Regions from separate parts of the Homo sapiens genome. Here regions 1 and 3 are each linked to region 2. Evidence: chromatin loops called from intact Hi-C (ENCODE). Cell type or tissue: dorsolateral prefrontal cortex. All regions are shown on one strand. Links, peaks and the distances in the headings refer to the core of each region. The heading gives the core; the rest is flanking DNA.

Region 1 (10,637 bases), core at 1,244-9,243, 84 kb after region 2:
CCTCTTCTTCTCCTCCTGGTCTTAGAAGTCTGTCTCCCTCCCTCTCTCCAAGCCCTGTGACTCGCCTCTTACGTCTCTCTGCCCAGCATCTTGGGCCTGTCTCTGGCCCCTGCCCTGCTGCTTCATCCTCTCACTGCACGCACAGGAAGGAGAGCCCAGGCCTGGGGCCAGGTTGCCCCATGAACAGTTGCTGAGCCAGGTGGCTGGAGCTCTTCCCTGGGGCCCCGCCCACGATGAGTTCAGGAGCTGCCTTTGTGCACCCGTGACAGCCTCTCCTGGCGCCTCATTTGGCAGAGCTGTGCATCTGGCCCAGTTACTGTGGTAGCCTTGGAAGGCAGAGTGCTCTGGGGCTTCCTTGTCATCTACCTGCGTGACCCTGCATGAAGGGTATGCCCAGCCCTCAGCTGGACTGCCAGCCCCACAGGCACCCTTGGTGCCCACCACACAGCAGGAGCTCATCCACAGATGGGCACAAATAGTGATACCAGACAGTGCCTCTGAGTCCTTGCTGTGCTAGGCACTGTTCTAAGTGCAAATTCCGTTCATCTTCACAGCAACCCTTGCAGTGGGGGCTGTTAACCCCATTTTAGAGATGAGCAAACTGAAACACAGAAAAGCATAGGAAATTGCCCAAAGTTGAATGAATGAATGAATGAATACAATGACAACTTAGGAAGGAAGGCATTTTACTGAAGAGTGACAGGCCCACGGTCACACAGATAGTAAGTGGAAAAAAATCAGGGCTGGAACTCATGACTCCAACATCACCTCCCACCTGTCCATAAGCCCAGTGACAGCAAGGCTGGCACTCCCTCACACTTGGGGTTGAGGCCAGTAAGAGCTGCATTTGTGGAACACTGGCCAAAGCAAACCCTCTGTGCTGAGGGCACTTCAGCCAGTGTCTCAAGCCTGTCTGCACTTCTTCTTTTTTTTTTTTTTGAGACAGACTCTCACTCTGTTGCCCAGGCTGGAGTGCAGTGGCGCAATCTCGGCTCACTGAAACCTCTGCCTCCCCGGTTCAAGCCATTCTCCTGCCTCAGCCTCCTGAGTAGCTGGGATTACAGGCACGTGCCACCATGCCCGGCTAATTTTTGTATTTTTAGTAGAGATGGCATTTTGCCATGTTGGCCAGGCTGGTCTCAAACTCCTGACCTCAGGTGATCTGCCTGCCTTGGCCTCCCAAAGTGCTGGGATTACAGGCGTGAGACACCATGCCCAGTCAACTGAAGTTCTTTGAGAGTACTGTTCCCATTTTCCAGATGAGGAGCCTGAGGCCCAGCGAAGGCGAGCAACATGGCCAAGGTCACACAGCCAGTAGGTGTGATTCCAAAGTCCCACTTTCTGTCTTCCATCAGGTAGTACTATCTGCCTTCCACTATGGAGGGAATGTCCCATTGGGAGACGCCTAGGATGGGGGCTAAAGAAAGACAGGCAGGCCCGACACCAGCCTCTCTCTCTTCTGTCTGCTGTCAACACTATATCTTGGTGCCATTCTGCCCACTATTTGTAGAGAGGCCTGGGTACCAGCCTCTTCACTTTGTCCTGGAGGCCAGGCCAGGCAAGGATCACTGTACCCACTTTTCTTTCCTTCCTTCCTTCCCTCCCTCCCTCTCTTTCTGCCTTTTTATTAAGGTATAAACCACACAAAATAAAGTACATAGAGCCAGGTGTGGTGGCTCACGCCTGTAATCCCAGCACTTTGGGAGGCCGAGGGACCCCCCAGCCAAAGCCTGGAGCTCAGAACACAAATGCTCCCCTTGTTGAGAGTGGGGAAAAAAATCTCTTTTCAGGTGCCAGCCTTAAAAAGAAAGAACAAAAAAGGTAACTCACAGATGACCGTGATATGTGACGTGCATCTGAGCCCTTCACACAACCACAGAACTAACTGTCTGCAGCTGCCACAACAGCTGACCCCTCTGCCAGGCAGAGTTTGCTATCAACCAGTAACAGCTCCCAGAGGTTTTGTTATCCCTCTGTAGAAATGGAGGCTTGAGGCCAGGTGCAGTGGCTCATGCCTGTAATCCCAGTACTTTGGGAGGCTGAGGCAGGCGGATAACCTGAGGTCGGGAGTTCGAGATCAGCCTGACCACTATGGAGAAACCCTGTTTCTACTAAAAACAAAAAATTAGCCAGGCGTGGTGGCGCATGCCTGTAATCCCAGCTACCAGGGAGGCTGAGGCAGGAGAATCACTTGAACCTGGGAGGCGGAGGTTGTGGTGAGCCGAGATCGTGCCATTGCACTCCAGCCTGGGCAACAAGAGCGAAAGTCCATCTCAAAAAAAAAAAAAAAAAAAAAAAAAGAAATGAAGTCTTGATTGACTGAAGTAGGAGGAGCCAGCGCACAGGCTTTGGAGGCAGAAGAGCTGGGACCAGCTCTGGAGGTTTGGGAACATGACTCCACCTCCCCGAGCCTCGTACTGCTGACCAGATTGCTTTTGCAAGCATTGTACTACATCTTCACACAATGCTGGGAGGCAGCTGTTACCAACCCCATCTTACAGCCGGAGACCCTGAGGCTCAGGGAGGTAAGGGATGTGTGCAGAGACATGCACAAAGTGGAAAAATGTGAAAACAGACCTCATCGTGCAGTGTTATTGTGCAATTTGAATTGAATGAGGGATAAGAATGTGAATGGATGCAGTCCACAGTAGGTGCTTAAGTCTTGCATGGGGTCTAATAGCCGGTGAGTGGCAAAAGGAGAACTTGTACCCAGATCTGCCTCACCCCAGAGCCCACCTCTGAGCCTCTTCATCCATGGGAAGCCATCATCAGCATGGTGCCTGGCACCGAGTGAGCCTTTGAGAAAGGGTAACTGGGTCAAAAATTATTTTCAGAAAGTTGAAAACATGGATCTTATACAAATGTATAGTGAGCACATGTCAAAGTGTTATTTAACTCATTAAGGATGGAACCGGTAGGATGGCAAAGCTGACTCAAAGGAGGATAAAATGGCAAAGTTAGCTACGACATAGGTTAATGTCTTACAGGGCACCAAAACCATAAGCTTTAGCGTTATTTCTTCTACAGGTCAGAAATCATTTGCAACTCGTGCACTTTTTACAAGTTACCAGGTAACTTTGCTTAGGATCAGGTGACCCAGGCTCATCGGACACTGCCTTCGCTTGATATTGAAAGGGCACACAGACACCCTTTTTGTCTTATTTCCAAGTTTTGGATATTTTTTCTTTACAGTTATTATCATTCCACTTCTCTCTGACGAAAGGCTGTTCACAGGCCTCACAGGTTCCCAGGAGCCCAGGGACACGCAGACCCCACCCCACCCATTCACACAAGGACTCAAGGACAGAGCCTCTACCCACAGATGAACTTGGGTGGTGCACAGGCACACGAGCTTGATGGCAGGGCACGCCCAGGCTGAAGGGGCCGGGTGGGAGCTAAAACGTGTGGTCTATGGTAGCCCAGCCTCTTTCCTCAGCAACCACGCCATGAAAAGATCCCTACATTATTTGTCAGGTAAAATAAAGCGACCCGTAGCTAGTGGCGCGAGATTCTATCCAGCTTAATACGTGTGTATGTGCAGACACATTTATGAGTGTGCATGCAGAGAAAACTCTCTGGGGAAATACCCCCTGAACTGACAGCCATGGGGAGTGAGGGTGAAGCGGAAACAATCTTGTAAAAGAAATTCAAAAACCGAAGCCCACTGCATTGTTTAAATTGGTTACGTCCAACTTGTTTTCCTGTGTTATCTGTCGCCTGTTAATACACACACACAAACACACACATAATAGAATGGGATAGAATATCTATATATATCTAATATATATAATATCTAATATATATAATATCTAATATATATAATATCTAATATATATAATATCTAATATATATAATATATATATAGAGAGAGAGAGAGAGCGAGAGAGAGAGAGAGAGGGAGAGACGGAGTTTCGCTCTTGTTGCCCAGACTGGAGTGCAATGGCGCGATCTCGGCTCACCGCAACCTCCGCCTCCCGGCTTCAAGCGATTCTCCTGCCTCAGCCTCCCGAGTAGCTGGGATTACAGGCGTGCGCCACCACGCCTGGCTAAATTTTTTTTTTTTTTTTTTAATTTTTAGTAGAGACGGGGTTTCTCCGTGTTGGCCAGGCTGGTCTCGATCTCCCGACCTCAGGTGATCCGCCCGCCTCGACCTCCCAAAGTGCTGGGATTACAGGCGGGAGCCACCGCGCCCGGCGGGATATTATATTTCCATAAGGCCCTCCGGGGGCCTGGGAACGGACTGGTGCTTGCGTGCGGGGCTTTTCCACTGGTTCCCTTCCGTACTCGGGCTTCCCCCGCTGTTGTTACTCCCTCAACGGGAACACAACTCCACCGCCGCCTCCGGGACACACCCCCGCCGCGTGGGCCGGGGTCCGGGACGCGCGCTCAGCTCGGCCCCGCGGGGGCGGCGCAGGAGGGAAGGGGGTGCGGACCCCGGAGGCGCCGCAGGAAGCCCTCGCCCACCCTTCCCGGCCGGGCCGGGTCCGCAGCTGACGGTGGGGGTGGGGAGCAGACGGGCGGGGCGCCGGCCGGCTTGGGGGTCCCCTGGTCCCGTCCAGGGGGCTCGGGCCGACTCCGGGCCAGCTGCGGAGGCGGGGGAGGGGACCCCGCTTTCCATGGCAGTGCCGAGGCGGCGCGCACAAAGGCGCCGCGATCAGCGCTTCATCGGTTCGAGTCAATTATCTGAGGCGCGGAGGCGGCGGGCGGGGCGAGGCGATTCCCCGGTGGGGCTGCGGAGCGCGGCGCCGAGACTCAGAGGAGGGGGCGCTGGGGAAGCGGCTTCTCCGTCTCCTGCTCCGCCCCGGGCTTCGTGGCGAGGCGCCGTCGCCCCCTGGTGGGGCCTCATCCATTCCTCGCTCACTCGCTCGTTCACCTTTTTCTCAACCTTACAGCGGGTGGCTCTACGGTACGAGCTGAGGGTGAAGTGCTGAGAACAGGGCAAGCGGGCCGTACCTTTAAATGCCCTGTCGGGAGCTGGGCCCCTCTGAGTGGCCAACCTCACCAGGAAAGGGCGCTCAGCCTCGCGCTGCAGATGGACTTGGAAGCAGACCGTCAGAATGCAGCCCTCCCTGCACGTGATAGAGTAAGGGCCGCACAGGGGATGAGGGCCCGGGGAGGCCCTTCGGGAGAGGAAGAGTCCCAGATGGCTCTCTGGAGGAAGTCTGGCCTAAGATGACCAGGTGAAGGGGTGGGGGTCCAGGGAGATGAGGGCGTTGCAGGTAGAGGTTTCAGCTATTGCAAAGGGGTTGCAGTACGGGCAAGTAAGGTGCACTCTGGGGAGAGTAACCTGTACTTACTGTGCGAGGGGAAGGGAGGTGATCAGTGAGGTAGGTAAGTGGGCCAGGGCCAGATGGCACAGGGCCACCTGCAAGCGTGGGCTGAGGGTGGGTTGTCAGGTCGTTTCATCATTTCCAGTTTATCCTTCTCCCCTTTAGATTTGGAGAGGATTTGGCTGCCCTCACCCTTGTAAGGGTTTAGGCATCATTCGCCCTTGACTCCTGTCCAGTTGTCTCACTGGTCTCCCTGTATCCCTTATTTTGCCCTTCAATCTGCCTGCACCCATCCTCCAAAATGACCTTTTTAAAAGCAAAGCTCGGTGGCACTACTTTTCAAAATCACAAATGCACAGGATCTGTAACCTGCTGGTTGCACATGACAGAAACCGCATAATAATCATGGGTTAGGCCGGGTGTGGTGGCTCAAGCCTGTAATCCCAGCACTTTGGGAGCCTGAGGCAAGCGGATCACTTGAGATCAGGAGTTCGAGACCAGGCTGGCCAATATGGTGAAACCCTGTCTCTACTAAAATACAAAACTTTGCTGGGCGTGGTGGTGTACACCAGCTACTCAGGAGGCTGAAGCACGAGGAGAATCGCTTGAACCCAGGAGGCAGAGGCTGCAGCGGGCTGAGATCACACCACTGCACTCCAGCCTAGGTGACAGAGCGAGGCTCCTTCTAAAAAAAAAAAGAAAATAAAAAAAAAGTCCTGGTGTTAGAGGCATTTTTCTTTTCCTCCTCCTCCTCCTCCTGCTCCTCCTCCTCCTCCTCTTCTTCTTCTTCTTTTCTGAGACAGAGTCTCCCTTTGTCACCCAGGCTGGAGTGCAATGGTGTGATCTTGGCTCACTGCAACCTCCACCTCTTGGGTTCAAGCGATTCTTCTGCCTCAGCCTCCAGCTAATTTTTGTATTTTTAGTAGACATGGGGTTTCACCATGTTAGCCAGGCTGGTCTTGAACTCCTGACCTCAGGTGATCCACCCGCCTTGGCCTCCCAAAGTGCTAGGATTACAGGTGTGAGCCACCACACTCAGCCAATAGAGGCATTTTTCTGTCATGTAAATAAAGTCTAAAGCAGGCAGTCTAAAACTGGCATGGTGCTCTACGGTTCAGGAACCTAAACTCCTTTTGTCTTATTATGCTACCCCCTCAGTACATGGTTTCCACTTCATGGCCCAACATGGCTGCTCAAACAGCAGCCCTCACATCTGCATCCCCAGATGGAGAGTCTTTTTTTTTTTTTGAGATGGAGTCTCCCTCTGTCACCCAGCCTGGAGTGCAGTGGCCTGATCTTCGCTCACTGGAATCTCTGCCTCCCAGGTTCAAGTGATTCCCCTGCTCAGCCTCCTGAGTAGCTGGGACCACAGGCACGTGCCACCACACCTGGCTAATTTTTTGTATTTTTAGTAGAGATGGGGTTTCACTGTGTTAGCCAGGATGGTCTCGATCTCCTGACCTTGTGATCCACCCACCTCGGCCTCCCAAAGTGCTGGGGTTACAGGTGTGAGCCACCGCGCCCAGCCCCCAGATGGAGAGTCTTTTAGTCATTAGAAAGGAGAAAGGAGCCAAGGAGGGAGGGAGGTTCCCTTAAAGACTCTTTCGGAAGTCACATACAATCTTCTTGTTGATGTTCCATTGGCTAAACTTGATCACATCACTACACTAAGCTACAAAGGAGGCTGAGAAATATGATCTGTGTTCTAGGCACCATGTGTCCAGATGAAAATTGAGGCTCTTATTTCAAAGAAAAAGTTCAGTCCATGGCCAGGCGTGGTGGCTCATACCTGTAATCCCAGCACTTTGGGAGGCCGAGGCTAGTGGATCACCTGAGGTCAGGAGTTCGAGACCAGCCTGGGTAACATGGAAAAACCCCGTCTCTACTAAAAATACAAAAATTAGCCGGGTGTGGTGGCATGTGCCTGTAGTCCCAGCTGCTCAGGAGGCTGAGGCAGGAAAATTGCTTGAATTTGGGAGGCACAGGTTGCAGTGAGCTGAGATCACGCCACTGCACTCCAGCCTGGGTGACAGAGCAGAACTCTGTCTCAAAAAAAAAAGTATCAGAAAAAGCGCAGTCTGGATATTGGGAAATGACCATCAGTCTATGCATGCTCAGGAGTTCCATGTCTAGCAGTGTGTCCTATAGGTTTGCTTAACCCATGTGACATTTGACACGTTTACAAGGTTATTCACTGCAGCATTGTGACAGCAAAAGACTGGAAACAACCTAAGTGTCCTGTAATAGGGGACTGGTTAAACAAATTATGGGACATTTATACAATGGAGAATGATGGCCACAAACACACATGAGGAAACTCTCAATGCAGTGATATGAAATGGTATTTAAGATGTTTCACTTTGGAAAACAGTTTGGCAGTTTCTTATAGAGTTAAACATACATCTCTCCTATGACCCAGCAAGTTCACCTCTAGGTTTTTGCTCAAAATAAAAATATATATGTATATATAGCTCCACAAGGACTTCTATGCAAATGTTCAACAGAGTTTAACATGTGATAGACAACAATTGGAAGTGACCCAAGATCGAACAGCCAATGAATGGATAAACTGGTGAGTCAAATATTACACTGGAGTTTAAATGAGTGATCCAATGTCTGCAACCACATGGATGAATCTCAAAACATGCTGAATGAAAACAAGCTGGATACAAAAAATAGCATGTTGTAATGATGCCGTTTATATGAAATTCTAGAAGAGGCAAAACAGACCAATCTATGATGACAGAAAGCAGAGCAGTGGCTGCCTCTGGGGTGGAGGGATGGACTGGGAAGGAGCATAAAAGAATTTCTTGGGATGCTGGAAATGTTCTGTATCATGATTGGGGTGTTGATTACACAGGTGCATTTCACTGCATGTAAATTATACCTTGATATTTTTAAAAAGCAGGGTGCAGAACAATGTTTAAATTATGGAATCCGGTATGTTTAAAAAGCAAGGAAATTTGCTTGTATCTGCATTGACTGTCTAGAAGAGACTTGTAATAGTGATTGTCGGTGGGAGAGGAACTGGGTAGCTGGGGGCTGGGGAAAAGGGACACTTTGGGCCATACCCTGTTATACCTGTTGAATCTTAAACCAGTTGAATGTACTACCTAATTAAAAACTAAAACTGAAAAGATCAGTTAGATGCACACGTGACATCACCACATTCATGTTTTAAATCTCCTAATGGCTCTTCCCGGCAATCTGGACGAAGTTCAGACTCTGAGCTGTCCTGGCCTTATGTGGCCCCACTCAGGCAGCATCCTCTCCAACCACTTTTCTGTTCCCTGCAGAGACAGCTCAGTGCCTGGCTCCCTCTGGTTGGCCTAAGTGCATATGTGCCATTCCCTGAGTGCTCAGCTCCTCGGTGAATTCTCCCCAGCCCCCTGCCTGAGTTGGTCCCTCGGGTCTCACTGGACCTGCTGCACTTTGCCTTCCCCCTTCCTCATCTATCAGATCAACACGTGTTTCCCAGAGCTCTCTGTGAGCTGGACCCCAGAGTCCTGGAGATGTGTGGGAGCCACTTTTATGGGGGAACCTGCTTCCTTGTTTCTGCTTCAGACAGCAGGCTTCTCCTGCCCTGAGACTCCCAGCAGCGTCTCCTCTTCCCAGGCCCAGATCTGGCCTGGGGTAGAAACTTTGATAAAATGTGCTGTCTTTAAGTTAAATATGGCTCCATAAAGAATGCATTCCATGACAAGAACCAACAGAGCCCTGGTTTCTTAGAAGATACAGAGAAAACACACTGTTGTGGGAGAATTGTGTCTGCCAAAAAGATACATCCCAGCTCTAACCCTGGGACCTGTGATTGTGACCTTATTTGGAAACAGGGTTTAGGCAGATGTAGTCAGGTCAGGGTGAGGTAATACTGGATTAGAGTGGGCTACTCCAATGACTGGTGCCCTTAAAGAGGGAAACAGACAGAGGAGAACACCACGTGACCACAGAGGCGAAGATGGGAGTGATGCATCCACAAGCCAAAGAAGGCCAAGGAGGCTTGCAGTCATAAAAGCTGGGGAGAAGCGAGGAAGTGTCCTCCCTTAGGGCTTTCAGAGAGAGCATGGCCTTGCCAGCACCTTGATTTCAGACTTTTAGCCTCCAGCACTGTGAGAATACATTTCAGTTGTCTTAACCTACCTGGTTTGTGGTTATTTGTTCTTTTTTTAAATTTTTTATTTATTTATTTATTTTTGAGACAGAGTCTCACTCTGTCACCCAGGCTGGAGTGCAATGGTGTGATCTTGGCTCAGTGTGACTTCCACCTTCTGAGTTCAAGTGATTCTCCTGCCTCAGGCTCTGGAGTAGCTGGGATTACAGGCACCTGCCACCACACCTGGCTAATTTTTGTATTTTCAATAGAGACGTGGTTCCACTGGGTTGGCCAGGCTGGTTTTGAACTCCTGGTCTCAACTGATCCGCCTGTCTTGGCCTCCCAAAGTGCTGAGATCACAGGCATGAGCTACCGCACCTGGCCTGTGGTTGTTAACTGTAGTCCCAGGAAATGAATACACACACAAAACCAGTTAATACCTAAGACAATTCCAGCTAGTGGCAAGTGCTTTGGAAAAACAAAACAAAACAAAACAAAACAAAACAGGTGAGAAGGGCGTGGGATAGAGAGGGACTGGGAACGGTGCCACATTAGCCAGGGTGGTCAGGGAAGCCCTCTTGGAGGAGGAGGCATTTCAGTGGAGAGGAGAAGCCCAGCATGTGAGGACCAGGCAGAGGTGCTGGTGAGGGGGCACTTGGTGGGCGTGAAAGCTACTGGATGCAGCTCTGACGATGGAGGATACCTGACTGGGATTTTGGAGGAAGTCTCCAGGAATGAACCGGGAAGGGGCTATCCTCTCTTTGCCTCTGCAGGTCTCAGAACCTGCTGCATGGCTGCTGCAGGCTGTCCCTCGGCCTAGGCCGGCTGGCAGCCGATGAAGGAGGCCAGCCTCGCAGCTGACATGCTGCTCTCTAATTGTGATTAACTACCAAGTCCTCTCCTGCTCCGGCCTGAGGCCGCTGGTGTGACAGCTGCAGAGTGAATCAATGAGGCCAGGAAGGGGTTAATGGGCAGCCCCTCCATCTGAGCCCTTCAGACAATAAGGGGAGGTGGGGAGGCCTCTGGTGGGGGTGTGTGGCATCAGCTGGGGTGAGTGAATGGAGGGGACAGAGGCCTTGTCCCTGGGGACAGGGTGTGAGTGCTCTGTGGGGAGAGGGGTCAGACCCCCCTCCCATTATTTTCATCCACCTCCATCGTCCTCTCCCCTCCCCCACCCAGCCAGAGCATCCCAGACAACTGCCCTCTTGGCTCCAAAGTGTGCAGCATCTTCAGCCTTACGGAATTCTGAAGCAGAAATTCTAAAAGCCAAAGAA
Region 2 (10,637 bases), core at 1,716-9,715:
GTTTATATTTACAGCTACCTTTATTTGTGCCACATGATACAATTTTTTTTTTTTTTTGAGATGGAGTCTCACTGTCTCCAGGCTGGAGGGCAATGGCACAATCTTGGCTCACTGAAACCTCCACCTCCTGGGTTCAAGCAGTTCTCCTGCCTCAGCCACCCGAGCAGCTGGGATTATGGGTGCTCATCACCATGCCCGGCTTATTCTGTAGTTTTAGAAGAGACGGGGTTTCACCGTGTTGGCCAGGCTGGTCTTGAACTCCTGACCTCAGGTGATCCACCCATCTCAGCCTCCCAAAGTGCTGGGATTACAGGCGTGAGCCACCGCGTCTGGCCCAAATTTTCCATCTACCCTGGCTATTTCAAGTTTCCTTATTTTTTTTTTTTAAAGTAAAACAAAAGCAAATAGATTTAGAAATTCAAGGGCCATGGTCCCTGAGGTAATGGCAAGCCCTCCTGTCCCAAATGGCCCAAATTGTGCAGGTGGTCATTGAGCCATTGATGGGACTTTAGGAAGCATGGTTTTATTTTTATTTTTATTTTTTAGATGGAGTCTCGCTCTGTTGCCCAAGCTGGAGTGCAATGGTGCAATCTTGGCTCACTGCAACCTTCACCTCCTGGGTTCAAGCAATTCTCCTGCCTCAGCCTCCCAAGTAGCTGGGATTACAGGCGCCCGCCACCACTCCCGGCTGATTTTTGTATTTTTAGTAGAGATGGGATTTCACCATCTTGGCCAAGCTGGTCTTGAACTCCTGACCTTGTGATCCACCTGTCTTGGCCTCCCAAAGTGGTGGGATTACAGGCATGAGCCACCGCGCCCCGCCCAGAAACCTGTTTCTAAGCTCAGCACAGGGAATAGCTCCTTTTTCAAGTTATGTCCTGATCCGGATCACTTCTTTCTACCCGTGTGCAATCCACCAAGCATCACCTGGGGCTCTGGTGACAGCAGCATCCCCTTCACCTTCTTTCTCTTCCTGCTCCACTCGGCAGCCAGAGCCAGACCATGTCCTTCCTCTGCTCAAAGCCTCACAAGGCTCCCAGCTCACTTGGAGAAAAAGCCGAAGTCCTCACCCAGCTATGAGGCCCCTCCCAAGCTGATGACCCTCACCCCTCCTCACCCCTCCAGCCTCGTCACCTGCCCAGCCACAGCCCTTCTCCCACCTCCACTGACCCCACCACACTGGCCTCCTTGCTGCTTCTTGAACACTCACTCTGTGCAGGCTCCAGCTCAGGACTTTTGCATATGCTGTTCCCTCTGCCTGGAACACATCCCTCTGACACCCACAGGGCATTTTTCCTCTCATTGCCCAGGTCAATGCCCCCTCTCAGAGAGGCCCATCCACCTTACCTAAATATTTCCTAGCTCATTCTTCCTCCCTCCCCTGCTTTTCCCTCAGAGCATATATCACTACCAGACATCACATTTTACCTTTGATACATATGTTGTGTGTGTCATCGCCTGTCTCCCAGAGTGGACTTCAAGAGGACAGAAGTTTGCGTCTGTTTTGTACTCTGATGGCTCCAGTGCCTGGAATGGTACTGATTTGCAGAATGAATGTCCAGGGGTGTGTGTGAAGGGTGGAGGGCAGTCACTCCCAGCCCTGCCCAGCCTCACTGTGGCCCCTCAGTCCCCTCTCCGGATATAGCTTTTCTCTCTGCCTGCCCCACCCTCTGACCCTCAAGGGCAGGCCAGGGCAGCAAGCTTGTCCCTTAGGAGGGAGGTTTCCAGCTGCAGGGCAGACCTTCCTCCTATACCTCCATCCCAGGTAAGCCCAACTGGAGCTGCCCTCTCGTGGAGGGTACTCCAAGGATGAAGGGCCTTAGGGGAAGAGCCACCCTGAATGTCTCTGGGCAGCCAGGAACCTGCTCACAGCCTCCGCGACCTCATCGGGAAAGAGGCAAGACTCATGAGAGTGAATGGCCCACGGGGAGTTACTATGCTTGTCCCCTTTTACAGATGAGAAAACTGAGGCTCAGAGAGGTGAATCTGTCTCTAGGGCAGCTGGAGCCTCTGTCCCCTCCTCTGTAAAATGAGGAGAATAACTCCTCCCTCCTAAGGTTACCTTGAGGATTAAATGAGCTAAATAAAGCCTTTAAACACAGAGCTGTGTCTGGCACATAGGAGGTGCTCAATAAATGTTGGGTACTCTTGTTGTTCTGACAGGTGAACTAACTTTCCAAGGTCTCACAGTTAGTAAGTAACACAAACAAATTCAAACCCAGATCTGTCTGAATCTAAAGTGATTCCCAGAGGGGGGGCAGTGGCTCACACCAGCACTTTGGGAGGTCGAGGCAGGAGGATCACTTGTGCCCAGGGGTTCGGGACTAGCCTGGGCAACGTGACAAGACATTGTTTGTCTCCGCAAAAAACTTACAAAATTAGCCAGGCATGGTGGTACGTGCCTGTGGTCCCAGTTACTTGGGAGGCTGAGGCTGGAGGATGGTTTGAGCCTGGGAGTTGGAGACTGCAATGAGCTGTGATCACACCACTGCACTCCATCCTGGGTCAGAGAGCTAGACCTGGTTTCGAAAAAAAGTCAAATAAATAAAGAAAGTGACTCCTGTGCACAACCACAAAATAATAACAATAACAGCGACGACAACAGCAACAACACCTCCGAGCAGTAACAGCATTTTCCACTGCAGACGGCGGCGCTGAGGGTACAGGGATAAGATCATCCGGTGACAGGGATCATCATCCCTGCCTGGCATAGAAACCCGGACATCGGACCCTGCCCTCCCGCTGCTTCCGCAGGGACAGGGGGCAGCCAGCAGAGCCTCCCTCTGGGGGTGCCCCCCAATCTGGTTGCCTGGGACGGGGGCCCAGCGGGGGTGGAGTTGCCTGGGGGGGGGGCCCAGCGGGGGTGGAGTTGCCTGGGGGGGGAGGCCCAGCGGGGGTGGAGTTGCCTGGGGGGGGGAGGCCCAGCGGGGGTGGAGTTGCCTGGGGGGGGGTGCCCAGCGGGGGTGGAGTTGCCTGGGGGGGGCCCAGCGGGGGTGGAGTTGCCTGTGGGGGGAGGCCCAGCGGGGGTGGAGTTGCCTGGGGGGGGCCCAGCGGGGGTGGGGTTGCCTGGGGGGGGAGGCCCAGCGGGGGTGGAGTTGCCTGGGGGGGGGAGGCCCAGCGGGGGTGGAGTTGCCTGGGGGGGGGTGCCCAGCGGGGGTGGAGTTGCCTGGGGGGGGCCCAGCGGGGGTGGAGTTGCCTGTGGTGGGGGGCCAGCGGGGGTGAAGTTGCCTGGGGGGGGCCAGCGGGGGTGGAGTTGCCTGGGGGGGGGCCAGCGGGGGTGGAGTTGCCTGTGGGGGGGGGCCAGCGGGGGTGGAGTTGCCTGGGGGGGGCCAGCGGGGGTGGAGTTGCCTGGGGGGGGCCAGCGGGGGTGGAGCACCCTGGACGGCCCCGCGGAGCCCCCTGCGGGAGGCGAGGGCGGCCCTCGGGCTCTGGAAGGGGCCGCGCGGCCTGGAAGACATTACACGGCTGTCGGGCGGGGGGCGGCGCTCGCAGTTCCGGAGGGGGGTCCCGGCGGCGGACGCGCGGGGTGAGGGGACCGCCCGGCCACAGAGCGCGCTTTGTTCTGCGCCGCCCCCGGGAGCTGGAACCAATGGATTGGCGGCAGCTGAGGTCATCTGTCAGGCGGAGCCGGGGGGTCAGGCCCGGGGAAGGGGCCGCGAGGGAGGGCGGCGCGCGTGGGCCGGCGGGGTGCGGGTGGACGAGCCGGGGGCCCTGCGGCAGGTGGCTACGCTGCTTCGGTCCTCAGTTTACCCGTCTGTCCAACAGGAAAGATCATTTCTGCCCTGTCCACCTCTGGGGGCTAATGTGAGAGTTAAAGTAGGGGAGCTACAGTGATGATGATGATGACGACGGAGGATGACAGCCTTCCCCTAATCGCAGTCTCTACTTCGGGTACCATAGAAGTGCTAAGTCAGGGGCTGGACGCAAATGTGCTTTGTAGCCTATAGTGCGTGCCTGTGTGGGAAGCGGGATGGATGTTTCACCCCACCCTCTTTCAGCCCAGGGAAGTCAGTGGCTCCCCCTGATTGCCTGCCTTGACCCTGGGTGCCAGGCTTGGTCTGCCTTCTCCAGGGGTGATAGGTGCAGCTGCCCAAGCCTGAGCCCAGGAACCCATTGCAGCCTGTCCTTGGAGCCTTCTGGTCCAGGGTAGGGCGGGACTGGAGTGACCCAGATAGGTGGGGTTTTTTTTTCTGACTGGGGGTAGGTCAGGGTCTCAAGGCTCTCCTTTGCCTCCTACAAAAGGACAGCCCTTTCTTTCATCAATTCACTCATTCATTCATTCACACTGCCACCTGCCTGTGCCTCACAGTTCCCATCCATGAGATAATGAGGCTTCTAAACATTTGATACAGGGTCCCCCAGGGAAGGAGATCATCAAATACAGGGAGGCCCAGAAACGGCCCAAAATGCGTGTGTGTGTATTTTTGGGGAAAGGACTCATGGCTTTCTTGTGTTCTCAACCACGTTCATGATCCCAAACAAGGCTAAGAAGTACTGGTTGGAGTGCAGGGAAGGCAAATAGGCTCCCAAACTCCACCGGAGAGGGTGGCACTTGGAACAACCACTTTGGAGAGCAATTTGCCAGGGTCTTAGAAGATGGAAATGGGCGTATGCATCAGCCAGGCAGCTCCACTCCTGGGTATACAGTTGAAAGAGCAGGGTGATGGCGGGGGCCGTTCGCAGCCGCAAATAACTGTAAGCCCCCATGCTTCCATGAACATGATCACGACTAACAAACGGCTACATTCACAGCCTGGAACACCACGCAGCGGTGAAAAAGAATGAGATAGACTCAGCTGGAATTTATTCATTTGACAGATATTGATTAACACTACTATCTTTTAGGCACTGTTCTTAGCACTGAACCTACAGTGATAAACAAGACAGATTGAGTCCTGCCTTAAGAACGTACATTTGGCCAGGCACGGTGGCTCACACCTGTAATCCCAGCACTTTGGGAGGCCAATATGGGAGGACTGCTTGAGGCCGGGAGTTGAAAATCAGCCTGATAAACATTGTGAGACCTCATCTCTACAAAAGAAAAATAAAAAATTAGCTGGGTGTGGTGACACACACCTGTAATCCCAGCTACTCAGGAGGCTAAGTGGGAGGATTGCTTGAACCCAGAAGTTGGAGGCTGCAGTGAGCCACGATGGTGCCACTGCATACTCCAGCCTGGGTGGTAGAGCAAGATCCTGTCTTAAAAAAAAAAACAAAAAAAGCAGACACAGAAGAAAATTTGGGAGAGTGTGACAAATGCCATGAAGAAAATAAAACTGGATAAAGGGACGGAATGATGGGGGAGGGGGCTGTTTTAGACGCTATGGTTGGGAAGGCCCCTGAAGAAGTGACATTTGGGCACAGACCAGAATGAGGGAGACTGGGAGACAGGCACGCACGAATGGGATGGACGGCTGGGGCACAGTGCCAAGGGAGAAAAGCAATCCACAAAACAGCGCAAAAAAAGAAAACATTTTTTACTTAAACGCACATTCATTACTATTAAATTAGATAAGAGTCTGGGAGGCTCTATGCCAAATTCATAAAGGTAACTGTCCCAAGAGGGCAAAGGAATAATCAGGACTAGGTTTTGTGGTGGGCTTCCGCTTGCCTCTAATACTTTAAATTTCTAATATTTAATTATTTAACATTTTAATATTTTAATGTTTAAACGGTAAATATGGCTGAATGCAGTGGCTCATGCCTGTAATATCATACTTTGGGAGGCCAAGGCGGGAGGATCACTTGAGGCCAGGAGTTGGAGACCAACCACCCCAGGCAACAGAGCAAGACCTGGTCTCTATAAAACGTTAAAAACAAAATTAGCTGGGTGTGGTGGTGCCTGTAGTCCTAGCTACTCGGGAGGCTGAGGCAGGAGGATGGCTTGAGCCCAGGAGTTTGAGGTTGCAGTGAGCTATAATCAGAACATTGCGTGCCAGCTTTGGTAACAGAGCAAAACCCCATCACAAACAAACGAACAAACACATTTTAAAAAGTAAATATACTTATATAAAACTTGTGAAATGGCTGGGCATGGTGGCTCACACCTGTAATCCCAGTGCCTCGGGAGGCCGAGGCGGACAGATCACCTGAGGCCAAGAGTTCAAGGTCAGCCTGGCCAACATGGTGAAACCCCATTTCTACTAAAACAACAACAACAAAAAGCCTTGTGAAATGAAAACAAAAAAAAAAAAAAAAAGGAAATTTAAATCTACCACGGTCAAGTGGGTGGGTTCCAGGGCGGTGAAGGCACATACTGCCTTTCACTGGAGCCAAGTTCCTGGGGGCAGAGGTTTTTTTGGGGAGGGACACTGTAGGTCATGGTAGCCCAGCCAGTAGGAGCCCAGAAGCTTCTTGGAGGAGGTACCACCTTTGCTGAGCCTGAGATTCTCTGGCCCAGCACCCCCAGTATAGACAGGAATGGGTAGACATGTGCGCAAGGTTACAGAACAAGAGCTGATAAATAGAACCTGAACTCCAGACTCATCCCGGCTGAACCCGGGTTAACTATCCCGCCTCTTTCAGCCCTGCGCGTGCATCCAGCCCCTTCCCACAGCTGTAGCTCTTGCAGGCCAGAGGGACGGCCCTGCCGCGGGGGCCGGAGAGCAGCGCCACCTGCTGCTGTAAGAGGGAAACGCAACTTCCGGCTACCAGCAGGTTACACCCTTTAAAACCCAGCTCCTCTTCCTTAAATGATCAAGCAGTACCCCTCTACTCCGAATCTGTTCTGCACCTCCTTCGCAGTGCCTGGCAGGGCCCTTAGCGCTGTCTGGTTGGGTCTTCTCTGCAAGAAGGAAAAGTTGTTTCAGGAGGGGGCGACCATCTTCACTCTCATTCCAGCCCAGCGGGCACAGGAGGAGTTTACTCACAGAAGACAGGGGCACCTCACCTTCGCTACAAACCTTAGGGGTACACAATCCATTTGACAGCCTGGAAGAAGTCCCCAGGGAAGGGACAGAACCGCCCAAGGTCACACAGTTAATGAGTAGACAAGCTGGGGGGAATGAGTAGACTCATTCCACTGGGGATGGAAGTGGGGAAGTCACCGTATTTGAAAATAACTGACGCAGTTATTAGCAGCTCTTAGCATGTGGTCCCTGAACAGCAGCATCAGCAACATCTGGGAACTTGTTAGAAAAGCAAATTATCAGGCCCTGCCCCAACTCGCCTCAATCAGAAACTCTGGGGGGCCGGGGGCAGTGGCCATGTCTGTAATCCCAGCACTTTGGGAAGCTGAGGCGGGAGAATCGCTTGTGCCCAGGAGTTTAGGACCAGCCCAGAGAACACAGCAAAACCCTGTCTCTACAAAAAAATGAGAAGGGCGCACCTGTAGTCCCAGCTACTCAGGAGGTTGACGTGGGAGGATCACTTAAGCCCCGGGAGGTCAAGGCTGCAGTGAGTCATGATCGTGCCACTGCACTCCAGCCTGGGTGACAGGGCATGACCCTGTCTCAAAAAAAAAAGAAAGTGGGGGTGGGGCCCAGCAATCTGGTATTTAGCAAACAAGCTTGAGACCCTGAACCATTGGTCTAAAGGAATTGCACACCCCCCCTTTTTTTTTTTAAATTAAATAAACTTTTATTTTGGAATGATACTAGATTTACAGAGAAGTTGCAGAGATAGTACAAAGAGTTCCTGTATACCCTTCACCCAGCCTACCCCAAGGTCAACATCTTACATCACCATGGTACATCTGTCAAAACCAAGAGACTGAAATTGGTATATTAACTAAAATTCAGACTTTTTTCAGATTTCCAATTTTCCCACTAATGTCCTGTTTTTGTTCCAAGACCCAATCCAGGATGCCACATTGCACTGAAGACACTCTCCCTTTTCAATTCTATTACTGGTCACCTCAGTCAACTTTCCCGGGGAAAGAGAATGCATGGGAAAAGCTCTTGTCCTTATTATTGAACTGGAGAAACTGAGGCTTAAAAGTGCCGAGTGACCAAGTTCCCTTAGAGGGCAGTGAGAACAAGGCCTGCCTTACTCTGTTCCCTTTCCCCAGGGACTCTTGGTTTTCAGAAGCCCCTCTGGAATGTCCTACCTGGCCTAACCCCATACCAGCAGTGCAGACAAGGAGGCACTCCTACTACAGTGGGTCCAGCCCATGGAGAGACTCACTTCCTGCCCCAACACCTCTTCCCCTAGACCCTGAGGGCCAGGACAATGTCTTAGTGCCTTCCAACTTGGCAGAGTGAGGCCCCATGAGACAGAGAGAAAGGGGGAAGAGGGAAATACCTTTATCCAAATAAATACCCATCCAAAATTATTTGTGATAGGTGAAAAATGGCCACAAGCTCTTTGTGGTTCCCCTCATCAAGACATGTAGTCTGTTTCTCATCCCTTGAATCTGGGTAAAGCCTTGTGATTTGCTCTGACCAAAAGAACTTAGCAGAAGTGACACTGTCCTAGTCCCAGTTCCAGGCCAAGAACTCAAGAAGTCTTTCAGCTTCTACTCTCACTCTCTTTGGAATCCTGAAGCCATCATGTGAATAAGCCTGAGCTAGCCTGCTGGAGAGGCCACATGGAGGAGAACCAAGCAATTCCAGCCAACAGCCTGTCACCTGCCAGGCAAGTGAGTAAGGCTATCCTAGACCATCCAGGCCCAGCTGAGGTAACAGCTGACCTTAGCTCCATGAGGGATCCCAGGTGTGAGCAGCAGAACTGCCCTGTTGAGCCCAGCCCAAATTGCCAACCCATAGGATTGTGGGAAAATACAGGGTTTGTTTCTAGCTGCCAAGTTTGGGGATGGTTTGTTACACAGCAAAAGCTAACTGGTACACAATTCTGCATTTCTCTCTTGGTAATGGGATCCCAGTTTTATTGCAGGAGGCAGTGTGCCAGTCTCAGTAGATGGAACACGATTGGTCTATTCAGCCATGACAATTCTGTTCCCTGCTGTCTTAGCTTTGTTTGCAGCTAGAGGTGCAATGGTAGCTGGCTCGGGCCAAGGGCATCTAAGTGAAGATATGCAGAGGGAGAGAGCAGGAAACAGACTTCTGACGAGGTTTTACTTTCTGATAGAAGGTGACGGGTCCAGCTAGTTTGGCCCTTCCTCTTCCTCCACCCCTCCTTCCTTGAACGCAGACATGATTCTTGGGGATACAGCAGCCATCTTGGGACCATGAAGTAACGAGCACTGAGATTAAGGCAAAAGGATCCAAGACGTGACCCCTACCTTCGTGGAGTTGTTGAACCAATACCATTAGCCACCCATCTCCAGAATCCATGCTATGTGGAAAAACAATCTTCTGTTTGTTTAAACCACTGCAATCAAGGTTTTCCTTTCCTTGCAGCTGAATGTAGTCCATATAAGAGGTTACATAGACAAAAATGCAGAGGGATCCTTGTCCTTGGGAATTTGGAGCCGGCAGCACGTGGCTCTTCAAGCCCATCTCTGTTCTCCTTCTCGGTAATGCTTCAAGGGTAAGGCCATGATCCTATTGTCACAGAGGTGGGAACTGGGGCTCCCACACTGTACAGTGAGTCCAAGGCCTTGTAGCTGGTGAGAGGGGTGCCCAGAGTCAGACCCTCTCGCCAGGTGCAAAGAGAATGCACCCCTGCTATCCCTTCTGCATGGCCCAGCCTGCTGGAGGCCAGGTGTGTCTTCTGGGCTCTTGAAGGTGGCAGCAGGTGCCAAGGAGGCTGCTACTGCAAGTCTGGTGTGGATGCTCCCAGGTACACCCTTAGGTCTGAGAGAGTGGACTGGACAAGCTTGGCGGGGATGGTCTCTCGCTGCAGTTGCTGGTAGGCCGCGTAGCGGTGGCAGCCCCCAAAGGAGTAGAAGTAGTCACCTCCCTGGGCCCCTTTGATCCAGAGGACATCGATGGGGGGCACGCTGTCTGGGTCCTCCTGGGGAGAAGAGGCACAGAGTCAATGGACATGGTACAAGGCTTGAGAGTTTGTAAAGCAGACTTTGTCCACTTGTGCTGAGCTCCTTATAAGGTGATCACACTGGACTACTGTGAGAGACAACTGTTAATTATCAGGAATTTTGTGAGCTGTTCGACATCACCTTGTAGCTTGAAAATCAGCCATGGGAGAGTATTTACACCAGAGAAATGGACAGATGCTACAAATCAGGGATTTCTCCCACACATGTATCAGCACACCACATGCACACTATCCAGCTGGCCCTGTTGTAGACCCTGGGAATACGGTACAGCTGGAATGTGACTGAATCAGGCCCTGGCTTCAAGGGGCTCCAGTCTAGTGGGGCAGATGGAACAAGAAGTAAATATTAGAGTGACAAATGCTATAATGACAATAACACAGGTGACAGGACAGAGATGGGGTCCACGAGGCCTCTCTGAGGTAAGAATGAAGCAGAGTACTTGGAAAGATAGAGAAGTGGGGCCGGGCACGGTGGCTCATGCCTGTAATCCCAGAACTTTGGGAGGCCGAGGCGGGTGGATCACCTGAGGTCAGGAGTTTGAGACCAGCCTGGCCAAAATGGCACAACCCTGTCTCTACTAAAAATACAAAAATTAGCTGGGCATGGTGGTGTATGCCTGTAATCACAGTTACTCAGGAGGCTGAGGCAGGAGAATCACTTGAACCCAGGAGGCGGAGGTTGCAGTGAGCTGAGATCGCACCATTGCACTCCAGCCTCGGCGATGGAACGAGAATCCATC
Region 3 (10,637 bases), core at 1,306-9,305, 83 kb before region 2:
ATTTATCAGCCAGGTGCGGTGGCTCACGCCTGTAGTCCCAGCACTTTGGAAGGCTGAGATGGGCGGATTGCTTGAGCTCAGGAGTTCAACATGGGGAAACCCCATCTGTAAAAAAATATACAAAAATTAGGCTGGGCGTGGTGGCTCATGCCTGTAATCCCAGCACTTTGGGAGGCTGAGGAGGGCAGATTATGAGGTCAGGAGATGGAGACCATCCTGGCTAGTAGTGAAACCCCTGGCTAGATGGTGAAACCCCATCTCTACTAAAAATACAGAAAAATTAGCCGGGCGTGGTGGCAGGCGCCTGTAGTCCCAGCTACTCGGGAGGCTGAGGCAGGAGAATGGTGTGAACTGGGAGATGGAACTTGAAGTGAGCTGAGATCATGCCACTGCACTCCAGCCTGGGTGACAGAGCGAGACTCCGTCTCAAAAAAAAAAAAATATATATATATATATATAAAATACAAAAATTAGCAGGGCGTGGCATCATGCACCTGTATTCCCAGCTACTTGGGGGCTGAGGCAGGAGGATTGCATGAACCCAAGGAGTTGAGGCTGCAGTGAGCCGAGATCACCCCACTGTGCTCTAGCCTCAATGACAAAGTGAGATCCTGTCTCAACAACAACAAAAAAAATTTTTTTTATTTATAAAAGACCTCTTTGGCTGCTGGGCCAGGAGCAGGGAGGACAGGAGGCAGGGGTAGGAGTGGAGGTGTGGGAGGAGAGGAAGCAGGAGAGGAGTGGAGGTGTGGGGGCAGGGGAGGCAGTGGGTGGGCCAGGAGAGAGGTGATGTGGCATGGGCTAAGATGGAAGCAGTGCAGATAAAGAGAGGTGGATTGACTTGGGACATATTTTGGAGCTGGAGTTCACCACAGGGAAACTGAGGCCCAGTGCTTCCAAGGATAGCGCTCCAGCTCTCCCAGCCCAATGGAAGCTTTTAGATACTTCTGCACTGTGGGGGTCACTTGTGGGTGGTTGCATTGGGGGACGAGTGGCCAGGACAGGTGACCTCTGACTTTTGTCTGGTGATGCGTGAGTCTCAGATTGGGCTTTGAAGGAGCCATGGGTACCTTGCTGGGCAGGTGGAGCATGTCCTTAGAGGATCATCCCACCATCCTCACGTAACCCTGCAGGTCTCTTCTCTCTGAGTCATAGTTCTCACACTTGTAACATGAAGAGGGACAGTACCCACTTAGGCGACATCACCCCCTTCTTACAGATGAGACAACTAGGCCAGGTACAGTAGCTCATGCCTGTAATCCCAGCACTGTGGGAGGCTGAGGCAGGCAGATCGCTTGAGCCCACACATTTGAGACCAGCCTGGGCAACATGGCAAAACTCTGAATCTACAGAAAATACAAAGATTAGCTGTGTGTGGTGGCATGCGCCTGTAGTCCCAGCTACTTGGGAGACTGAGGTAGGAGGATCACTTGAGCCCAGGAGGTGGAGGTTACAGTGAGCTGAGATCCACCACTATACTCCAGCCTGGGAGACAGATTGAGACTTTGTCTCAAAAAACAAAAACAAAAACAAAACCACCACCACCACCACAACAAAAAAACCCAAAAGAAAACAGATGAGACAACTGAGCCTCAGTGAAGGGAAGTGGCTCTTTAGGGTCATACAGGAGTAAAGACACAGCCAAGACTAGCACCCAGGCTAGAGCCTGGGCTGTTGACCTTTCTGCTTCATCATTTGCCTCCCATACCTTTCCTGGGCTCGTCAGTCCTGGGGATGCTCAACTCACCCAACACTGTGTTTCAAGCCCAGGGAATCCAGGATCGGTTAGTTCAGTGGTTAGGGGTATGGGCTGCTTGGATTCTATTTCCAGCGCCACCAAGGGGCCTTATTCTGTCTGAACCTTGGTTTTCTCCTCTGCAAAATGGGGCTAACAGTGCATACCCTTGTAGCACTGTTACAAGGTAGGGGAACTGTACAGATGTAATGATTTGTGTATGTGAGTCATTTACAAGCCTTTGGAGTGGCTGGCACCCATCATTGTTTGCTGTTGCTGTGATTATCATGCCATTGGACTGTGGCTTGAAACCCTACAGGCCCAAGGCTCCCTTTAATAGTAGTTATAATGCTTCTTTTCTAAAATAAAATACATGAATAACATAACCTGCTGACGCACATAATTTTTTTTTTTTGAGACCGAGTCTCACTCTGTCATCCAGGCTGGAGTGCAGCGGCACAATCTCGGCTCACTGCAACCTCCGCCTCCTGGGTTCAAGTGATTATCCTGCCTCAGCCTCCCGAATAGGTAAGATTACAGGCGCATGCCACCATGCCCAGCTAATTTTTGTATTTTTAGTAGAGACAGGGTTTCACCATGTTGGCCAGGATGGTCTCGATCTCTTGACCTCGTGATCCTTCCGCCTTGGCCTCCCAAAGTGCTGGGATTACAGGAGTGAGCCACCGCGCCCGGCCATGCATAGTTTTAAACATAAATAATGTCCTAGTTGTAATTTAAAAGAAAATAAAGTGAAAATAATTTAGAATAAATTAATATGTAAATGTTCCAGGACAATGTGTAGAAACCATCACAAAGTAGTTGGGTGGGCTCTGCTCTGGGTGGAATCATTGAGAATCTGCAGGCTGAATTGGTAACGCCGCACTGGCGGCACATGCACTGTGACTGCATGGCTGTGATAGTCTGAAATGTGAGCAGTCTAGGTAAAGTTCTGAACCAAACACAATCCATTCTGTTCCCAATCGCTACAGACTAAATGTTTGTCTCCCCCAAAATCTTACGTCAAAGCCTAATCCCCAGCGTGATGGTATTAGGAGATGGGGCCTTTTGGAGGTGATTAGGTTATGAGTGCAGAGCCCTCATGAGTGGGATTAGTGCCCTTATAAAAGAGGCCCCAGAGAGCTCTGCTGCCCCTTCTACCATGTGAGGACACGGTGAGAAGCCATCTATGAACCAGGAAGCGGTCTTCACCAGACATGGAATCTGCCAGCTCCTGGATGTTGGACTTGCCAGGCTTCGGATCTGTAAGAAATAAATTTCTGTTGCTTATAAGCCACCAGTCTGTGTAATTTGTTACAGTGGCCTGAACTGACTAAGACACCAATTTATGTGAAGGTTGCTTTCCTGGCAGAGTCGCTGTTATTAAAACCAAGCAAACACACATTGTACTGGAAAAGGCAAAACTATAGAGACAATGAAAAGATCAGTGGTTGCCAGGGCTCAGGGGAGGGGAGAGAGGGATGCACAGGTGGAGCACAGGGCATTTTTAGGGCAGGGGACCTCTTCTGTATGATGCTGTAATGGTAGATAAAGGATGTATGTACTTGTCAAAACCCAGCATGGGCCGGGCGCGGTGGCTCACGCCTGTAATCCCAGCACTTTGGGAGGCCGAGGCGGGCGGATTGCCTGAGCTCAGGAGTTTGCAACCAGCCTGGCGCTACAGAAATCCTGCTTCAAATCCAGAAACCCCGTCTCTACTAAAAAACACAGAAAATTAGCTGCGCGTGGCGGCATGTGCCTGTAGTCCCAGCTACTCGGGAGGCTGAGGCAGGAGAATTTCTTGAACCCGGGAGGTGGAGGGTGCAGTGAGCCGAGATCGTGCCACTGCACTCCAGCCTGGGTGACAGAGCGAGACTCTGTCTCAAAAACAAAAAACAAGCAAACAAAAAAACAAAAAAAAACAAAAAATCCCCAGCATGGTAGAACTGTGCAACACAAAGAGTGAACTGTAAGGTAACTGTGGATTTCAGTTAATAATTGTGTGTCAAAATTGGTTTATCAATTGTAACAGATGCACCATGCATTTGCACTAATGCAAAATGTTAATAACAGGAGAAACTGCATGTTTGGAGAAGGAGTACAAGGGAACTGTCTATGATTTCTGTGTCATTTTTCTTTTTCTTTTCTGAGAGAGGGTCTTGCTCTGTCCCCCAGGCTAAAGTACAGTGGCACGATTAGAGTCCACTGCAGCCTCAAACTCCTAGGTTCAAGCAATCCTTTAGCCTCAGCCTCCCAAGTAGCTAGGACCACACACATGTGCCACCATGCTAGGGAAATTAAAAAAAAAAATTGTGGAGACAGGTTCTTGCTATCTTGCTCAGGCTGGTCTCAAACTCTTGGCCTCAAGCAATCTCCCCATCTCGGCCTCCCAAAGCACTGGGATTACAGGCGTGAGCCAGTGTGCCCAGTCTCTGCACAGTTTTGCTCTAAGTCTAAAACTTCTCTAAAAAAGTAGTCTATTAAACATAAAAAACAAAATGAAAACCCCCACACATTGTGTTTATATGTAAAATAGAATTCGGTCCTTGGCTCAGATAATTAAAAACAAGGTTTTTACCTACACTAATTACCAAAGGGAGATTTGAAAATCATGACTTGAGATGCACTGCAGGATGTCTGCACCCTTGCTCCCCTCCTGCATGGCCGGGGCACCCCCTGGTCACTGGGAACTCTCCAACACTCTTGGTGACATTGCCCCCTTGAGGATCTCTGCACTGGATCTTTGCTCCCTCTCCTGCAGAACCCACAACTGCTGACTTACTGATCTTGGGTGATGTCTGATTAAAAAGTCTCCCCAGGCTTAGGAAACTCAAGGTGCCACTGTGGACACAGCTCCCACATTTCAGCTTCCAGAAATCCTGCTTCAAATCCAGATCCCAGCACTCCCTCATTATGTGGACTTGAATGAGTCACATCAATTTATTGAGCTTCAGTTTCCCCATTGATGGGAAAAAGGGTGATTGATAATACCTGCCATACTTTATATTCATAATGAATATAATGAGTATATTCATTAACTCAGTAAATATATATTGAACACCTACTGTCTGTGCTGAGAATTCAACAGCGAGCAGAACAAACATCTCTGCCTTATTGGAGCTTATGGTCTCGTGATGGGGACAGACAAAAATCAAACAAATATATGAGATAATGTCAGTGATAAATAAAAATAAGGCAGAGTCACAGATGGAAAGAGGGTAGGGCAAGGGATCCTTGGTAAGTGTCGTCCTGGATGGCTTCCCAGAGGAGATGGCATTTGAACAGGGCTGGGAATGAAGTGAAGGAACGTGCCACGAAAGTCTCAGGGCGAAGAGGCAACAGCAAACACCAAAACCCTGAGGTGGGAATGTGCTTGGTGAATTCGAGAAACAGCAAGGAGGCCAGTGAGGCCGGTGGGGAGTAAGAGGGAAGAGAAAGTGAGGACAGAGAGATCTGGAGAAGCCAGACTCTGTAAGGAATTGGGGGTTTATCCCAAGTGCAGCAGGGAGAAAACTTGAAGAGTTATTTACTGGGGAAGGCTTCCTGTGTTGTGTGCCCTTGCAGGTGAGAAAAGGTGATGAGCCCACTCTAAAGCCAACTCTATGGCCCATGACCGTGGTCTGGGACACTTTGAGCAGAAAGCGTCCTGTTCTCCTTGGAGTCAAAGGATTGGTGACAGTGTCTGCCATGCTGTAGTTTCCACAAAATACCACCAGGTGACGACTCTGGGTCACGCTTCTAACTTGTGGGTTCTTGATTCCTGGAGGGCTTTTGCTAAAACACAGACTGCTCCTGGCCCCAGCCTTCCAAAGCGCTGGATTACAGGTGTGAGCCACCACACCTGGCCTGACAGCCATGTTTTTAGCTTTTAAAAGCAAAACTTTGGCATTAGCACTATCTCTGTGAGAGGGGCCGATCATTCCTGTTTTCCAGATGGGTCTATGAGGCTCAGAGAGGAGAAATCATTGTCTCCATGAGCAAAAGTGATAAAACTGGCACTCGGCCCCCATGTCTGCCTGACTTCAAGGCCCCCAATCCTTCAGGGATGCCACACCCATGTGCCCAGTGAGGCTCTGGGAATTTTAAAAACTCATCCAATTTAATCCTTACAACTGAACAAATCCCATGCAACGTTAATGTCTCCATTTTAGAGATGAGAAAACTGAGGACTAGAACTGAGAAATAAGTCACCTGATGTCGCTGAGCTGTTCTAAGGCTGACATCATGCATTTTGGAGTCAGAGAGACCTGAATCTCAACTCTAGCTCACACTCTCCCTAGCTATGTTCACCTGATTTCTCTGAGCCACAGTTTAAGATGGGAATAAGAGCCCCTCCTGCTTGGTAGCTGTTGGTAATATTTATGAACAAATCTAGGCCTGGGGCCTCTTAGGCTTACAGTGGCACCAGCCTCTTCTGTTCTGGAATCAGGAGGGAAAGTGATTGACCCGGCATTGGCCATCCCTGGCCTGGCTGGGATCAGAAGGGTCCTGGAAGGATAGGCAGTACCCGGCAAAGACTGGGGAGGGAGCTTGCTTAGCAGAGGTGTGAGGGACCTCACAGGAGTCCCCACAGGGTGTCCAGGTAGGCATAGGTATGGACGGCTGGACAGGGACTCCAGTTGGCCAACCAAGAACAGGGATAGAGCTTGGGCTTTGGGGTCAGGCAGCTTGAAGCTCTGGGTTCCAGCTCCCAGATCTGTAAAGTGGAACAGTAATGACTCTTCCCTGTTTTGGATTATTGAGAGGACCCCGGGGAACAGTGGGCTCAGCTGGAGGGATGACATTCTAAAGTGTTCTCTGGGACCTTAACCCCAGTCTCACAGGAGATGGGCCTTTGACTGTGGCCTTTCTGAAACCTGAGAATGTTAATGGTCACATAACGTTAGTAACAGTGATGGCAGATAACATCTGTCATGGATTAGAGGCCACTGGGAGGTTCTCCCTCACAGTTCTGGGTTCTTTGGATCAGAAACATGGCACAAACACACAGCCAAGGGTGGTTTAGGGCCTTGCAACTTACAAAGTCCTTCCATAGCATTGCACTGCACCCTGTGTTAAGATAAATTCTCCAAGCTTTAAGCACTCTGCTAAGTGCTTGACAGGCCTTATTTTATTCTTCCAAAACACTTTGAAGTGGGTGTTGCCTTGACCCCCATTCTTCAGCTGAGGAAATGGGAGGCATAGTGAGGTCAAGTGACTTGCCTAAGGCTACTCAGCTGGAACGTAGAGCGCCTCATCCCATGCTTGACTCTGAGTAGAGCAAGGGTTGCACAGCAAGTCAGAGGCTGAGAGGGCCTTGGAAGGACCCGAGGCTCCCCTAGCCACTCCTGCCTGGCACCGATTCCTCCAATCCCACCTGGAAGTGGCTGGAAGTGAGAGGGAGAGGCGGTAGGGGTGCTGAGCCTGAAGGGAGGTTTCAGGACTCAGGCTAGGAAGGCAGAGAAGGAGAGGAGGGACGGAAGTGCCCCTTCCCCCTAGAGCCACTGAGGGGAGAGATAAAGGCATGAGGAGATGTAGCTGGGGCCAAGACAAGGAGGAAGAGAAGAGCTCAGGAGCTAGAAGGAACAACTATCTGGGGAGGAAGCCCCGTTCCAAGAGAGAAGGCCAGGGATGGGAAGGGGTGGGCCAGGCCCTTGGGCTGGGGTCCTGGGTCCCAGTTTTAGCAGGTAGCAAGACCCCGAACTGGATAGAGGGTTGCCTTCAGTAGATACCCTATCATTCCTGTGTTATGAGAGGTTGGGGCCACTTGAGGTGAGCCCAGGATTCAGCCTTCGAGGCTCAACACACTTGAGTCCAGCTGAATGACAGAATGAGCCATAGGACACTGTCCCAGGCCTGACTTCCTTCCTTCAACAAATATCTATGGAGGATTCACCAAGGGCCAGGCTGGGCTCCCAGCAGGAAACAAAGTCCCTCTGAAGAGAGACTAACACCTTCGTTAAGGAGCCCCCAATCTCATAGGAGAGATGGACAAAAAGCAGAAAATGAATTGGTATCCAGTATCACTTTTGGCTGTAAAGGTGATCAGGGGAAAATGAATGGATTGGAGTCTACCTATTTTGTGATGGCGGTCAGGGAGGGCCCCTCTGAGAAGGTGTCATCTGCACAGAGGCCTGAAGGAGATGAGGCAGTAGCTATGAATCTGGGGGAAGAGCATTTCAGGCAAGCGCAAAGGCCAGGGCAAAGGCCTTGAGGCAAGAAGATGCTGCTGTGGAGGAAGGAGGGCACCAAGCAAGGAGGCCAGTGTGGCTGCTGGTGAGAGATAAGAGAGTGAAGGAAGATGAGGGTAGAGTCCGGGGGGCAGATCACATAGGGCCTCAAAGGCCACTCTATGGATTTTAGCTGCATCTCATGTGACATGGACATTGAAGGATTTTTATGTGTGTGTGTTTGTTTGTTTGTTTGTTTTTGAGAGGGATTCTCGCTCTGTCACCCAGGCTGGAGTGCAGTGGCACATCTCGGCTCACTGCAACCTCCACCTCCCACATTCAAGCGATTCTCTTGCCTCAGCCTCCCAAGTAGCTGGGATTACAGGTGTGTACCACCACGCTTGGCTAATTTTTGTATTTTTAGTAGAGACAGGGTTTCACCATGTTGGCCAAGCTGGTCTTGAACTCCTGACCTCAACTGATCCACCTGCCTCGGCCTCCCAAAGTGCTGGGACTACAGGTGTAGGCCACTGTGGCCTGTGACATTGGAAGGTTTTGAGCAGAGGTATGTGTTGTGACCTGACTCAGGTTTTACCAGAATCCCCCTGAGAGATGTTCTGGCCACCACTGAAGAAGACTGGAGGGTAGAGCAGGCAAGGGCTGATGCAGGGAGCCCAGTGAGGAGGCTGGTCAATGAGCACAGCAGTTTGGCCAACGATCTGGGGTGCTAAATATCAACAGAAACAAAAATATTTATTGCATGCTTTCTGTGGGTCACAAACTATTCTAAGTGGTTGCTTGACATGGAATGCTTTTAATCTTCAGTACAGATTTTAGGTAGATCATATTTTTGTACATTTATGTCTATTTGTCTCTGGACTGATTTTTTTTTAATTGAGATGAAATTCACATAATATAAATCAACCATTTGAAAGTATACATCTCAGCGGCATTTAGTATATTCACGACATTGTACAGCCACACTTCTGTCTAGTTCCAAAATATTTTCAACACCCCCCCCAAAGAAACTTTGTACCCATCAAAGATAGATGATATTTTTATCCTAATTTTACAGATGAACAAGCAGAGGCGTGGACAAGCAGAGTCACGTGCCCCAGGTCACACAGCCAGGAAATGGAACAAGCTGGCCACAGGTGTTGGGAGGAACATGTTGACAAGCTGCCCAGGATGGCCTGGAGGCCCCTTCGGGGTCCCCCAGGTAATAGCACCAAACTGCCTTTTATTTTTATTTATTTATTTTGAGACAGAATTTTGTTCTTGTCACCCAGGTTGGAGTGCAATAGTGCAATCTTGGCTCACTGCAACCTCCGCCTCCCGGGTTCAAGTGATTCTCCTGCCTCAGCCTCCCAAGTAGCTGGGATTACAGGCATGTGCCACCATGCCTGGCTAATTTTTTGTATTTAGTAAAGACAGGGTTTCATCACGTTGGTCAGGCTGGTCTCGAACTCCTGACCTCAGGTAATCCACCGCCTCTGCCTGCCAAAGTGCTGGGATTACAGGCGTGAACCATCATGTCCAGCCCAAATTGCCTTTTAAGAAGGGCATGTCAGCCGGGCGCGGTGGCTTACACCTGTAATCCCAGCATTTTGGGAGGCTGAGGCGGGCGGATCACCTGACGTGGTGAGTTTGAGACCAGCCTGAACAACATGGAGAAACCCGTCTCTACTGAAAATACAAGATTAGCCGGGCATGGTGGTTTATGCCTGTAATCCCAGCTACTTGGGAGGCTGAGGCAAGAGAATCACTTGAACCTGGGAGGTGGAGGAGGTTGCGGTGAGCCGAGATCACGCCATTGCACTCCAGTCTGGGCAACAAGAGTGAAACAATGTCTCAAAAAAAATAAAAATAAAAATAAAAATAAAAATAAAAAAAAGAAGGACATGTCCTCACTTCTGGGCTTTTGTTTTGTGGAAGGGGTGGGATACATTTGAGGCCAGAAAACAGAAAGCACTGGGAAGGCTGAACAGTGGCCCCTGCACCCTCTCTCAGGATGGTGCACAGAGGAGAATGGGGACTCTGGAGCCAGGCTGTTGAGTTCAATTCCCTTCTCCCACCTTTCTTCCATGTTGTGAAGTTGGGATAATAAGAGCACCAATCTCATCAGTGTTGGGGGAAAGTGAATTTCCCATCAGTAGAGCTCAGCACTGCCCGTAGTATTTGCTCAATCAACAGCAGCCTGCATTCTCTTTGCTGCCCTCTCCACTCCAGGAAATAAGTTAAGCAGGTACCTAAATGCAATCTCAGTGTTGGGCCTCGTAAAACATCTGGGACAAGACATCCTCCATTACCAGAAAAAATGCAGTCATAAAAATCTCAAGGTTGACAGGATAGTGCCCATTTTTATTTATTTATTATTATTATTATTATTTTGAGAGAAAGCCTCACTCTGTGGCCCAGGCTGGAATGCAGTGGCACGATCTTGGCTCACTGCAACCTCCACCTCCCAGGTTCAAGCGATTCTCCTGGCTCAGCCTCCCGAGTAGCTGGGATTACAGGCACCTGCCACCACGCCTGGCTAATTTTTGTATTTTTAGGAGAGACAGGGTTTCACTATGTTGGCCAGGCTGGTCTCGAGCTCCTGACCTCTAGTGATCTGCCCGCCTCGGCCACCCAAAGTGCTGGGATTATAGATGTGAGCCACCGCACCCGGCCCTGATACCCATTTTTAAAAATCACATACAATCAAAATTCAGGATATAATTTACATAAAAACAAAAGCACTCATTTTGTCCATC

Evidence for each region. A loop is a pair of places that touch in the nucleus more often than their neighbours do. Peaks named below come from ENCODE experiments on the same cell type or tissue, not always from the same donor. Only the 100,000 strongest peaks of a DNase experiment are listed, where the experiment ranks them.
Region 1: a loop joins it to region 2, with 3 times the contacts of the local background. A loop is called at or near these places in 48 of 110 quality-filtered maps.
Region 3: a loop joins it to region 2, with 6 times the contacts of the local background. A loop is called at or near these places in 87 of 110 quality-filtered maps.

Annotation. Positions count from the first base shown.
Region 1 is chr20:723,736-734,372 of GRCh38, forward strand. No RefSeq gene overlaps it. Among named protein-coding and RNA genes, the nearest start is that of SLC52A3, 39 kb to the right of the region's middle. RefSeq lists an enhancer at 10,208-10,637. In dorsolateral prefrontal cortex, for the core only: a CTCF peak has its summit at 4,832 (motif pointing left); a DNase peak (open chromatin) is centred at 4,816; H3K4me3 peaks cover 1,201 bases; H3K27me3 peaks cover 3,095 bases.
Region 2 is chr20:639,063-649,699 of GRCh38, forward strand. It overlaps SRXN1 (sulfiredoxin 1), which reads right to left. Exons shown (of 2, transcript NM_080725.3): 2 at 7,553-9,855. The coding sequence ends at 9,652. Among named protein-coding and RNA genes, the nearest start is that of SRXN1, 8.8 kb to the right of the region's middle. In dorsolateral prefrontal cortex, for the core only: a CTCF peak has its summit at 6,628 (motif pointing left); DNase peaks (open chromatin) are centred at 3,588 and 6,609; H3K4me3 peaks cover 741 bases; H3K27ac peaks cover 2,936 bases.
Region 3 is chr20:556,442-567,078 of GRCh38, forward strand. No RefSeq gene overlaps it. Among named protein-coding and RNA genes, the nearest start is that of CSNK2A1, 18 kb to the left of the region's middle. In dorsolateral prefrontal cortex, for the core only: CTCF peaks have their summits at 5,445 and 5,650; a DNase peak (open chromatin) is centred at 5,440.